2 separate regions of the Homo sapiens genome follow, and region 2 is linked to region 1. Evidence: read pairs that join two places in POLR2A ChIA-PET (ENCODE). Cell type or tissue: Panc1. All regions are shown on one strand.

What was found. Peaks named below come from ENCODE experiments on the same cell type or tissue, not always from the same donor. Only the 100,000 strongest peaks of a DNase experiment are listed, where the experiment ranks them.
Region 2: POLR2A ChIA-PET joins it to region 1 with 12 read pairs; 3 of 35 experiments call an interaction of 5 or more read pairs at or near these places.

The regions. Positions count from the first base shown.
Region 1 is chr3:194,296,312-194,301,311 of GRCh38, forward strand. LINC00887 (long intergenic non-protein coding RNA 887) reads right to left here. Exons shown (of 3, transcript NR_024480.1): 3 at 4,888-5,000. Among named protein-coding and RNA genes, the nearest start is that of LINC00887, 14 kb to the right of the region's middle. In Panc1, no CTCF peak of the experiment used is centred here; no DNase peak of the experiment used is centred here; H3K4me3 peaks cover 352 bases; H3K27ac peaks cover 1,321 bases.
Region 2 is chr3:194,052,405-194,057,404 of GRCh38, forward strand. All of the region lies in intron 1 of LINC02028 (long intergenic non-protein coding RNA 2028), which reads right to left. Among named protein-coding and RNA genes, the nearest start is that of LINC02028, 16 kb to the right of the region's middle. RefSeq lists an enhancer at 4,539-5,000. In Panc1, no CTCF peak of the experiment used is centred here; no DNase peak of the experiment used is centred here; H3K27ac peaks cover 2,312 bases.

The DNA.
Region 1 (5,000 bases):
TTTTTAGGAATATATGAGAGGAATAAAATTCGCTACTGTCTGCTCAAAGTTTGAGTTGGACCCTTGCTGGGGAATGTGAAAAACAAAGCTGTTGGTGACGCTTTGAAAATCAGCAAGGTGTACTATTAAAGGTTAAATAAATGCTATTTTAAATTCTCATTCATTATGATTTATTGCTCAAGTCTCCCTATGAGAAAGAGGGCTACAGTATGCCAACATCACCCCTTTCTGTCTTTGTCATGGGAATGGAATGTCTTTTGAACTGCTAAAGTAGATAATTCCATGCCTGGAAGAAAAACGAAGGCAGGGGGAGGGGAGAGTAGAAGGAAAAAAGATCCTCTCATTTCCTAATAACTGCAAAGGCCAGGAATGTGCCACAGCGGCATTCAGGAAAATTCGGCGATGCGTGCCACCGTTGGGTGCGCGCCCCGTCCCTCTAGTGCCAGGTGGGGGACTGGGAAGCCGCCTCTGCCATCTGCCAAGGACCCACGCGGCCTGAGTGATTTACCCATTCCCGGCAATGGCGAGATTTCTTTCTAAAAAAAAAAGAAAAAAGAAAGAAAAAAAAAATCTTTGTTGTTTCACCGTTGGCCTCTTGGCCTCGAAGGGCAGCGCGCGCCCCGCCTGCAGTCCCCCGGGCCGCGCGGCTGGAAAGGCCTCTCTGAAGGGGGCGTTCCGCTCTGCCCACTGCGACTCCGGCCATTGTCCTCATTCGCCCCGCACGGGGACTGAGGAGGGGGCTTTTTAAGTAGTTCCCCGGGAACAAAGGGGACTCAGGCGCCGGGCTTCATTACGGGCTCGTTGGCCACACCAGCGGCCCCGCCTCTCGCCACAGCCTCGGCCACAACCAGCCCCAGCCAGTGGCTCAAGGCCGCCGCCGCCGCCAGCTTGCTGGCTCCTCCCGGCCCTCCCCCTCCTGCCCCCTCCGTCCCCTCCCCTCCAGCCCCGGGCCCCCGCTGCGCCCACGCCCCGCCGGACCGCTCCCGCCTGCCAGGTAAAAGCAGAGCGCCGGGATCCACCCGGCCCCGGGCCGCTCCAGACCTGCCCCACGCCCTGGCGTGTCCCTTTCCCGGTGGGGACCCTCTAGCGGCCTGAGTTTGAGAGAAGATCTAAGCTAAGCCGCCACAGCGAGGGACCACATTGAGAAGATCGGAGCCTGCCTGGCCGTTGTGAGCCTCCTCTCCTGCGGCTGAACAGACCTAACTGACTACAGCCAGGAGTGGGTCATTCGAGGGTCAGGAGAGGTTTTAGACGTAAAATACACACGTGGGTGACCTCAAACATACTCTCTGAGCCTCTTGTTGAACAAAATGGAGCTAGGCAGTTTGGGGTTCTTTGTTTGTTTGTTTTTACATGGAGTCTCACTCTGTCACCCAGGCTGGAGTGCAGTGGTGCAATCTCGGCTCACTGCAACCTCCGTCTCCCAGGTTCAAGTGATTCTCCTGCCTCAGCCTCCCAAGTAGCTGGGATTACAGGCACGCGCCTCCACGCCTGGCTAATTTTTGTATTTTTAGTAGAGAAAGGGGGTTTCGCCATGTTGGCCAGGCTGGTCTCGAACTGCTGACCTCAGGTGATCCGCCTGCCTCAGCCTCCCAAAGAGCTGGGATTACAGGAGTGAGCCACCACGTGGAGCTAGGCAGTTTTAAGAGTGATCAATAATGTATGAGACACGCTCCTTTCTAGTAGGTGCTGCTTAAATCATAATTAGTGTCATTGTCGCATGGAACCTACAGCATCCAACGTAAGAGGCTTTGAAAAGTGCTTCTGGGCCGGACAAGGTGGCTTCCCCCTGTAATCCCAGCAACTCTTGGGGCTGAAGTGGGAGGATTGCTTGAGGCCAGGAGTTCAAGCACAGTCTGGGAAACGTGGCAAGAGCTCATCTCTAAAAAATAAAATCAATTAGCCAGGCATGGTGATGCCCACCTGTAGTCTTAGCGACTCAGGGGGCTGAGACACGAGAATTGCTTGAGCCCAGGAGTTTAAGCCTCCAGGGAGCTGTGATCACAGCACGGTACTCTAGCCTGGGCAACAAAAGAGACCCAGTCTCTTTTAAAAATTTAAAAATAAAATAAGAATGAAAGTGCTCTGAAGTGATGAGGACCGCAATGGAGCGTCAACAGCAGGCTAGGAAATCATAGCACGTGCTCCTCCACTGAGAGAAACCTCCTCCGTGCGCCCCCTGCTCCTGCCTAAGCTCCTCTGCAGAAGGACCTTCAAAGCCTGGGGCAAGCTCCCCCGCAGGTGCTGCACAATGATAAATCCTGATGCATAAGAGCCCCAGACAAGGCTAATGGGCCACGCGTGGGAAGCCAGGAGGTAATTGAATGGAGAGATTTCCCTGGGTGGCTGGGAGGGCTGCTCCACGCTGAACCATGCCAAGCTCCACTGCTCACAGAGGATCTGGCCAGCGCCCGCAGGAAGTGGGTGAAAGAACATTCACTGGTAGAAAAGAGTGCAGCCTCCCAGGGGAGCTTCCCATAGGGCCAAAGAGCTCGCACTCCAGCTCCTCGGTGGCACCCCGGATTAGTTGAAAGGCTGCCCTCATTGGTGCCCGCCCAGAGGACTCCTGATACATCAGATGAGGCCTGGGCAGGCAGGTGGGAAGCACAAACCCACAGGCAGCTGAGAACAGATACAAATCCTCTCCTCCATCCAAACAGAAGACCATTTGTTCCTTCTCCGTTGGGGTGGGCACTGAGGAAGGCAGTTTGTTGCAGAGTGGAGCAGACAGCAAGCTGACTGCTGTCCCCAGATTGCCGCCCACACCTAACCAGGACTAGCCCTGGGAGCAAGGAGGGAAAATGTAGGACAGTGACCAACGGTGGCCCTGCGGATGGGTGAGCACACTCCTACTCCTTCACACAGCTCATACCAGGCACCAGATCCCAGTGATGCTGTGTCATCCACAGCACACCAGCGGTTACACCTGAGGTTCCCAAAGAAGTAATGGATTTGGCATTTTCTTTTTTTCTTTCTTTTTTCTTTTTTTTTTTTGAGACAGAGTCTCACTTTTGTTGCCCAGGCTGGAGTGCAATGGGACGATCTTGGCTCACAGTAACCTCTGCCTCCTGGGTTTAAGTGATTCTCCTGCCTCAGGCTCCCGAGTGGCTGGGATTACAGGCATGCGTCACCATGCCCAGCTAATTTTGTATTTTTAGTAGAGACGGGGTTTCTCCATGTTGGTCAAGCTGGTCTTGAACTCCTGACTTCTGGTGATCCACCCGCCTTGGCCTCCCAAAATGCTGGGATTACAGGCATGAGCCACCGCACCTGGCCGGATTTGGCATTTTCTTTTCTTTTTCTTTTTTTTTTTTTTTTTTTTTGAGACAGAGTCTTGCTCTGTTGCCCAGGCTGGAGTGCAGTGGTGCCATCTCGGCTCACTGCAAGCTCCGCCTCCCGGGTTCACGCCATTCTCCTGCCTCAGCCTCCCAAGTAGCTGGGACTACAGGCGCCCGCCACCACGCCCGGCTAATTTTTTGTATTTTTAGTAGAGACGGGGTTTCACCGTGTTAGCCAGGATGGTCTCGATCTCCTGACCTCGTGATCCGCCCGCCTCGGCCTCCCAAAGTGCCGGGATCACAGGCGGGAGCCGCCCGCCCGGCCGGATTTGGCATTTTCAAAGCACACTATCGTTTTCTTGCTGGATTGATGTCTGGCAAGCTTGCCTGATAACTGGCCTGGGTGTACTTCCTTCTTTGATTTGTATATATTTTAATCTTTTATTTACATGTCCTGCCTATTTTTTTCATAGTGACCGTGAATTAACTGGAACAGTTTTTTTAATTCTTAAAAAAAGAAACAGAACCCATTGAATAGTCTTAGAACTTAGATCTACCAGTGAGAGAAACTGCTAGTTGAGACTAAAATAGAGCTTTAAACTACCAAGAGATGTAGAGGCCCGGGGCGCTTGTGGGCAAGCACGTGTCAGCATGGGGAGGAAGAGGCACAGCCGCAGCCCAGGACCCATGCTGATGCCCTCACCACTTCCATCCTCTCAGATAAGATCATTTCACTCCTGAGAGAGGATCTTCCTTCTCCTAAAGCCTCCTAAACCTCACGGCCCACACCCAGTCTCTCCGACGTGAAGGGACGCTGTCCTAGGGGCGCCGGGGAGCCCAGTGCAGTCTTCCTGAGGCAAATGTGCCGCACAAGGTTTTCCCCATCTGGGATCGGGGAGCAACTGAAGGCCTGGCTGCTGGAATGCTCCTGAAACACATTAGGTGAGCAGGCCTCAGGCAAGGAGGGATGAGGCCCAGGACCGATGACGCAATCTTGGCCTCCGCTAGAGGGCTGGCTTGGGAAGGAGGTGGAAAGCTTCCATAATGAGATTCCCAGCCCGGCTCAGTCAAGCAGAGGCAGTGACTTTAGCCAAGGGCCTTGCTCTGGATGGAGCAGAATCCTACGGGCTGCTCTTGGAAGAACTGGTTTAATCTAGAGCAACACGGTCTCAAAATAAGGGTATTTGTGTACGGGAGGGATGCTTTGGGGGAGAGGAGAGAATATGTAAATATTTTTTGGTGGTGGTTTTAAAAGTCTGGGGAGAAATCTGCTAAATGAAAAACTTAACATACATTTAATATTCACGTGCATTGCATATAATAAAACAGTCCATTTTAAGTCTAAAGTTTTGCTTTTTAAAAACTCTGTGAAAGCTTCAAAATGAATTTTGTTCAACCTCCTCTCTTAACTCGACACTTAAATATTAACTGAACTGTTTCTGAACTCCGATTTTGAACTAGTTAAAAATCTTATTTCATTAGACATTTCTGAAGCCCATAAGATTTCTCCCCAGTGGGGTATGGCCCGCCTGCCCATTGCAGATGAACCAGTACGCTGGCATGTGAGCGGCCTCCACAGCTCATATGCGGCATGTATATAAAACCAGTGTTTAAGTCAACATCACTTTATTTTTTAAATGCTGGTTTTCAGTCTAATTCACAATTTTTTGGAAACTATAATATACTTGATGCTTTTACAGGCTCTCAACATTGATAATACTT
Region 2 (5,000 bases), 240 kb before region 1:
TGGAAGAGGACATCCCAACAGCTGCCAGCATTAGCTCTCTGGAGAGACACAAATCAAAAAAGGAGAAAAATCCCTCAGGATCTCCTGCTTCATTAGGCAGACTTCCTGGCAAGCAAAGAATTTCCAGCAAACTTTTTGATGGGTTACTATGTCAATGGTTCCTACCCTTTTTTGTGTCACAGACACCTTGGAAAATCTAATGAAAGTTCTGGACCCTCTCCAGTGAGAAATGCTCATATGCATTCATCCATTTATTTATTTAATCATTCAGCAAATACTTATGGAGCACCTATGTGCCAGGCACTATTGCAGGGACTCAGAAACATCAGTGGACAAATAGACAGAATTTCCTGCTCTCATGTAGCTTATATTGTAACACAGAAAAACAAGCAATAAAAATTGAATGTAATAAATACGTAAAATATATAATTTGCTAGAAAACAAGTACTATGGGCCAGTCAAGGTGGTGCACACCTGTAATCCCAGCACTTTGGGAGGCTAAGGCGGGCAGATCACTTGAGCCCAGGAGTTCGAGACCAGCCTGGACAACATGGCAAAACCCCATCTCTACAAAGAAAAAAAAAAACGAAGAATTAGCCAGGCATGGTAGAATGTGCCTATAGTCCCAGCTACCCAGGAGGCTGAGGTAGGAGGATCACTTGAGACCAGGAGGTTGAGACCTCAGTGAGCCATGATCACTCCACTGTACTCCAGGCTGGGCAACAGAGTGAGACCCTGTCCTGGTAAAGAGTGCTATGGAAAAAGGAAAATTAGAGCAGGATAAGAGAGAGATAGGTGGGAATGATGTCACATTTTTAAACAGGATGTGTCAGGGAGTCTTCATTGAGAAGTGAATGTGAGCAAAGAACCAAAGAATATAAGCGGTTTTGCCATGTGGTTATCTGGGGAAAGAGCACAGCAACAAGAGCATGAACAGCCTGAGGTCATGCCCAGCGTGAATGAGGACAAGCAAAAAGAGCAGCATGGCTGGACCTCGGGAAGTGGGAGGAAGGCTGCCTCAGTGAGAGATGAGGTCACAGGGGCAGAAGTCGGGAGACACATATCACATAGGAATTTTACTGAGTTAAATCTAAAGCCATGAGTGGACTTTGAGCAAAGGGGCAATATGATCTAAGACTTTAGAATGTCTGTCTGAGGCTGCTACGGGGAGCAAAAGATTTAAATGTCAAAAAATGGTAGCCTGGGCCGGGCGCAGTGGCTCACACCTGTAATCCCAGCACTTTGGGAGGCCGAGGCGTGTGGATCACCAGGTCAGGAGTTCAAGACCAGCATGGCCAACATGGTGAAACCCCATCTCTACTAAGAAATACAAAAATTAGCTGGGCATGGTGGTGCGTGCCTGTAATCTCAGCTACTCGGGAGGCTGAGGCAGAAGAATCGCTTCAACCCTGGAGACAGAGGTTGCAGTGAGCCTAGATCGCACCACTGCACTCCAACCATGGCGAGAGAGAAAAAGAAAAGAAAAGAAAATGGTGGCCTTGGCCAGAGTGGTTGCAGTGGAGACTGCTGGAAGGTTGAGTCAAGAGCATCTCTGCAATGGATGTGGCATGTGTGAGAAAGAGGCACACGTAGAATTTCACACGCGATTCAGCACTTTAGCAATCCCCTCTGTCCATCCATGGATGCAGGGTCCTTTACCAGATGACAAGGAAAGTGGTGGACCCTAGAAGGGAGAGGGAAGGGACTTCAGTGAGTGGACACGGGGAGCCCTAGCTATATCTACAAGTTTCACTTCTTTTAAATACATAATAAAAAGACATTTAAAGTGAATATGACAAAAGGGAAGGGACTTCAGTGAGTGGACACGGGGAGCCCTAGCTGTATCTACAAGTTTCACTTCTTTTAAATACATAATAAAAAGACATTTAAAGTGAATATGACAAAAGTAACCATTGGTAGTCTAAGTGGTGGATACATGATTGTTATACCATTTCTGTGTATTTTAAAAGACTCATCATTGAAAATGAAGCTGCTTATCTCAAGATTTTCCAGATGCCTCCCGTTTGCTTTTTCAACGTATTGAGGGGGAATCAATACAACAGTGCTGGTCATTCTGTCTGCAACAACTGGCCAGGTGCCTGGGAATGGGAATACTTCATTTCTCTTACTTTCCTTCCCTTTCTTCCAGTGGCTCAGAGTCAAATGTGAGAGAAGACAGGACAAACACAAAAACCACACTGTACCAAACACAGAGTCTAGAGGAGGAAGAGAGTGATGGTAACTGGGAAGACCTGGGAAGGCCTCCTGGCAGAGGCGGCCTTTAAGCAGGATCCGGGAGAATGGGCAAACTGGGACTCGCAAGGAGAGAGACAGTGGGTTCCGCTGGAGGCTAATGCTCTAACAAAGGCACAGTGGGGAGCAAGCTAGGGCCCCAGCACCTACTCCACAATGGCCCATTTTAAGGGGAACAGGCAGGGGATTTCTTTGTCTCTGCTACTGAATCAGAGACCAGACTAGATCTGAGGTGCTTTTCAGAACCCTGAAGTTGCCCCAGTGGGTCCAAGAAGGCCACGTGGTGGACAAGCTTGGTTCTGGGCCTGCAGCAAGCTCTAACCTGCAGATGAGAATGACTTTGGGGCCCCCAGAGATGAGGGCTACTGAGGCAGGGCAGAGCCCCCTTGCAGACCTGAGTGAAGATCTCCTTAGAAGCCTCCCCAGCCAGCTCAGCCACCTCAGGATCTGGCCCCTAGACGCAAATTTCTCACAGTCTGAGCCTTGGGGAAGGTCCCCTGCTGCCCACATTTTGCAAAAATTTGCGCCATGTCACAGTTCTGATTAGGTGCCAAGAGAACTATTTCCCAGGCCACAGCTTTAACAAGGCCATGCTTCCTAATTACTGGTTTTCTCCTAATTAAATAAAAAAGGGGGGGAGGTAACCAGTGATTACCCCACCTTATAATACCACCTTCCATTTATATGCGTCTGTCTTCAGAGAAGCTCAAAGTGCTTTGTATATTATTGCATATTTTTCCCTCGTAACATCCTTGAGATTCCTAGGGGTGCTTATTATCATACCATTTTACAGCTGGGAAAAGAGGTGCTGGCTGAGGTGAAGCAAAGTGTCCAAGTGCCCTCACTAGCGATGATTAGTATTCTGAAGCTCCTCTAAGAAACCCCTATACGTTTAGAAATGAAGTCAGCTCCCGGGAGATAAACTAGGCTAAAGCAACACATAAATAATGGTTATTTATTGCAAACTTTACAATAGTAATTAACACTGTTTAATTCTCACAACAGTCCTATGAAACAGACACTCTTACACTCATCATGAGGACAATGAGATTCAGAGAGGGAAAGTTACTTGCTTAGAGCTGCATAATAATATTAGGTTAGTACAAAAGTAATCGCGTTTTGGCATTACTTTCAATGGCAAAAACCATGATTACTTTTGCACCAAACTAATAATAGTTGTGACAATAGTAAAAGCAGAAACTAATATTTATTGAGCACTTGCCATGGGCCAGGCATTTTAGACTTACTAACACTTTAAGTTCTTACAACACCTTCTGAAGTAGGTGTTAGTATTATCACCATTGTGCTGATGACAAGACTGAAGCACAGAAAAGTTAAGTAACCTGCCCAAGGTCACATAGCAAGTAAGTGGCAGAGCCATACAGGAACCCACAAAGGGTCTCACCATACCAGTTTACCCACCTGAAGGAATATTGTACTCTTAAGGTTGGCCTGGGGATACTCAGACAGTCAGGATGATGCATGGGTACCCCCAGGACACCCTGTGGGTGCACTTTGTTTTTTGTTTGTTTGTTTGCTTTTGAGACGGAGTCTCACTCTGTCGCCAGGTTGGAGTGCAGTGGCACAATCTCAGCTCACCGCAACCTCTGCCTTTCGGGTTCAAGTGATTCTCCTGCCTCAGCCTCCCAAGTAGCTGGGACTACAGGCATGTGCCACCACGCCCGGCTAATTTTTGTATTTTTAGTACAGATGGGGTTTCACCATGTTGGCCAGGATGGTCTCGATCTCTTGACCTCGTGATCCACCCACCTCAGCCTCCCAAAGTGCTGGGATTACAGGCGTAAGCCACCGCGCCCGGCCTAGATGCACTTTCAGTACCCCTGCTGTGTGCTGTGTGGGTGGGTACTGAGTGGGCGGCGGGAGGGGCACAAAGCTCTTCCTGCCTGACTCAGGCAACTGTGCTGGGTACTTTTTGCTGATATAAAATGGCGCTGTAGGAGCTGTTAGCACAAAGGTAATGGAATCCAAGAGGAAGAATTAGCCAAGAGAGACGTTCAGACCAGTGGGAAGCGAAGCTGGTGTGGCGCGTGTTTGGGGGAGGGCACACATCTTGCTTTTCCACGTGCCAGAGAAGGGAGCTCTCAAACCATCCTAGAACTTTGGTCTTCACTGCTCTCTCCCCAGAAGCATCCTCTAAGGACTCGTTCTGTGCCCACACCTCCATACAAAGAAACAAACTAGACAGGGACAAATTCTGACTCCTCGACAGTCTAGCCAAACCTGTTCATCAACAAACTGGCCTGCTGGATGCAGACTTCACTGTTTCAGGGCAGGAGTTCCCCCAAGTGCCTGGCATACTTCCTGGGGCATCCAAGGCAAGACCTGGCCCCTGCCTCAACCCTCATGCCGTGGGTCCCTCTCTTTCTCACACCTCTCTCCTCTCTCTTCAGACCGACCCTGGGAGCCAACTGCCTGCCATCGGCCTCTCCTGTCCCTGCCTGCCCTGTCCCTTTCCAACAGGCAATAGATGAGGTTGCCAGGGAGCCCCTCTTGAGAATGGCGGCATGAGAGTCAACAAGCTGCCAGCACGTGTCCAAAACGGACAGCAAGTACTTAGTTCCTGGTGAGTGCTGGGTGTGCCACCCCGGGGTCCCAGCACTTTCTGACCAAAACAGAGCATTTAAGAAGGTCCTGGCCAGGTGTGATGGCTCACGCCTGTATCCTAGCACTTTGGGAGGCCGAGGTGGGCGGATCACCTGAGGTCGCGAGTTCGAGACCAGCCTGAC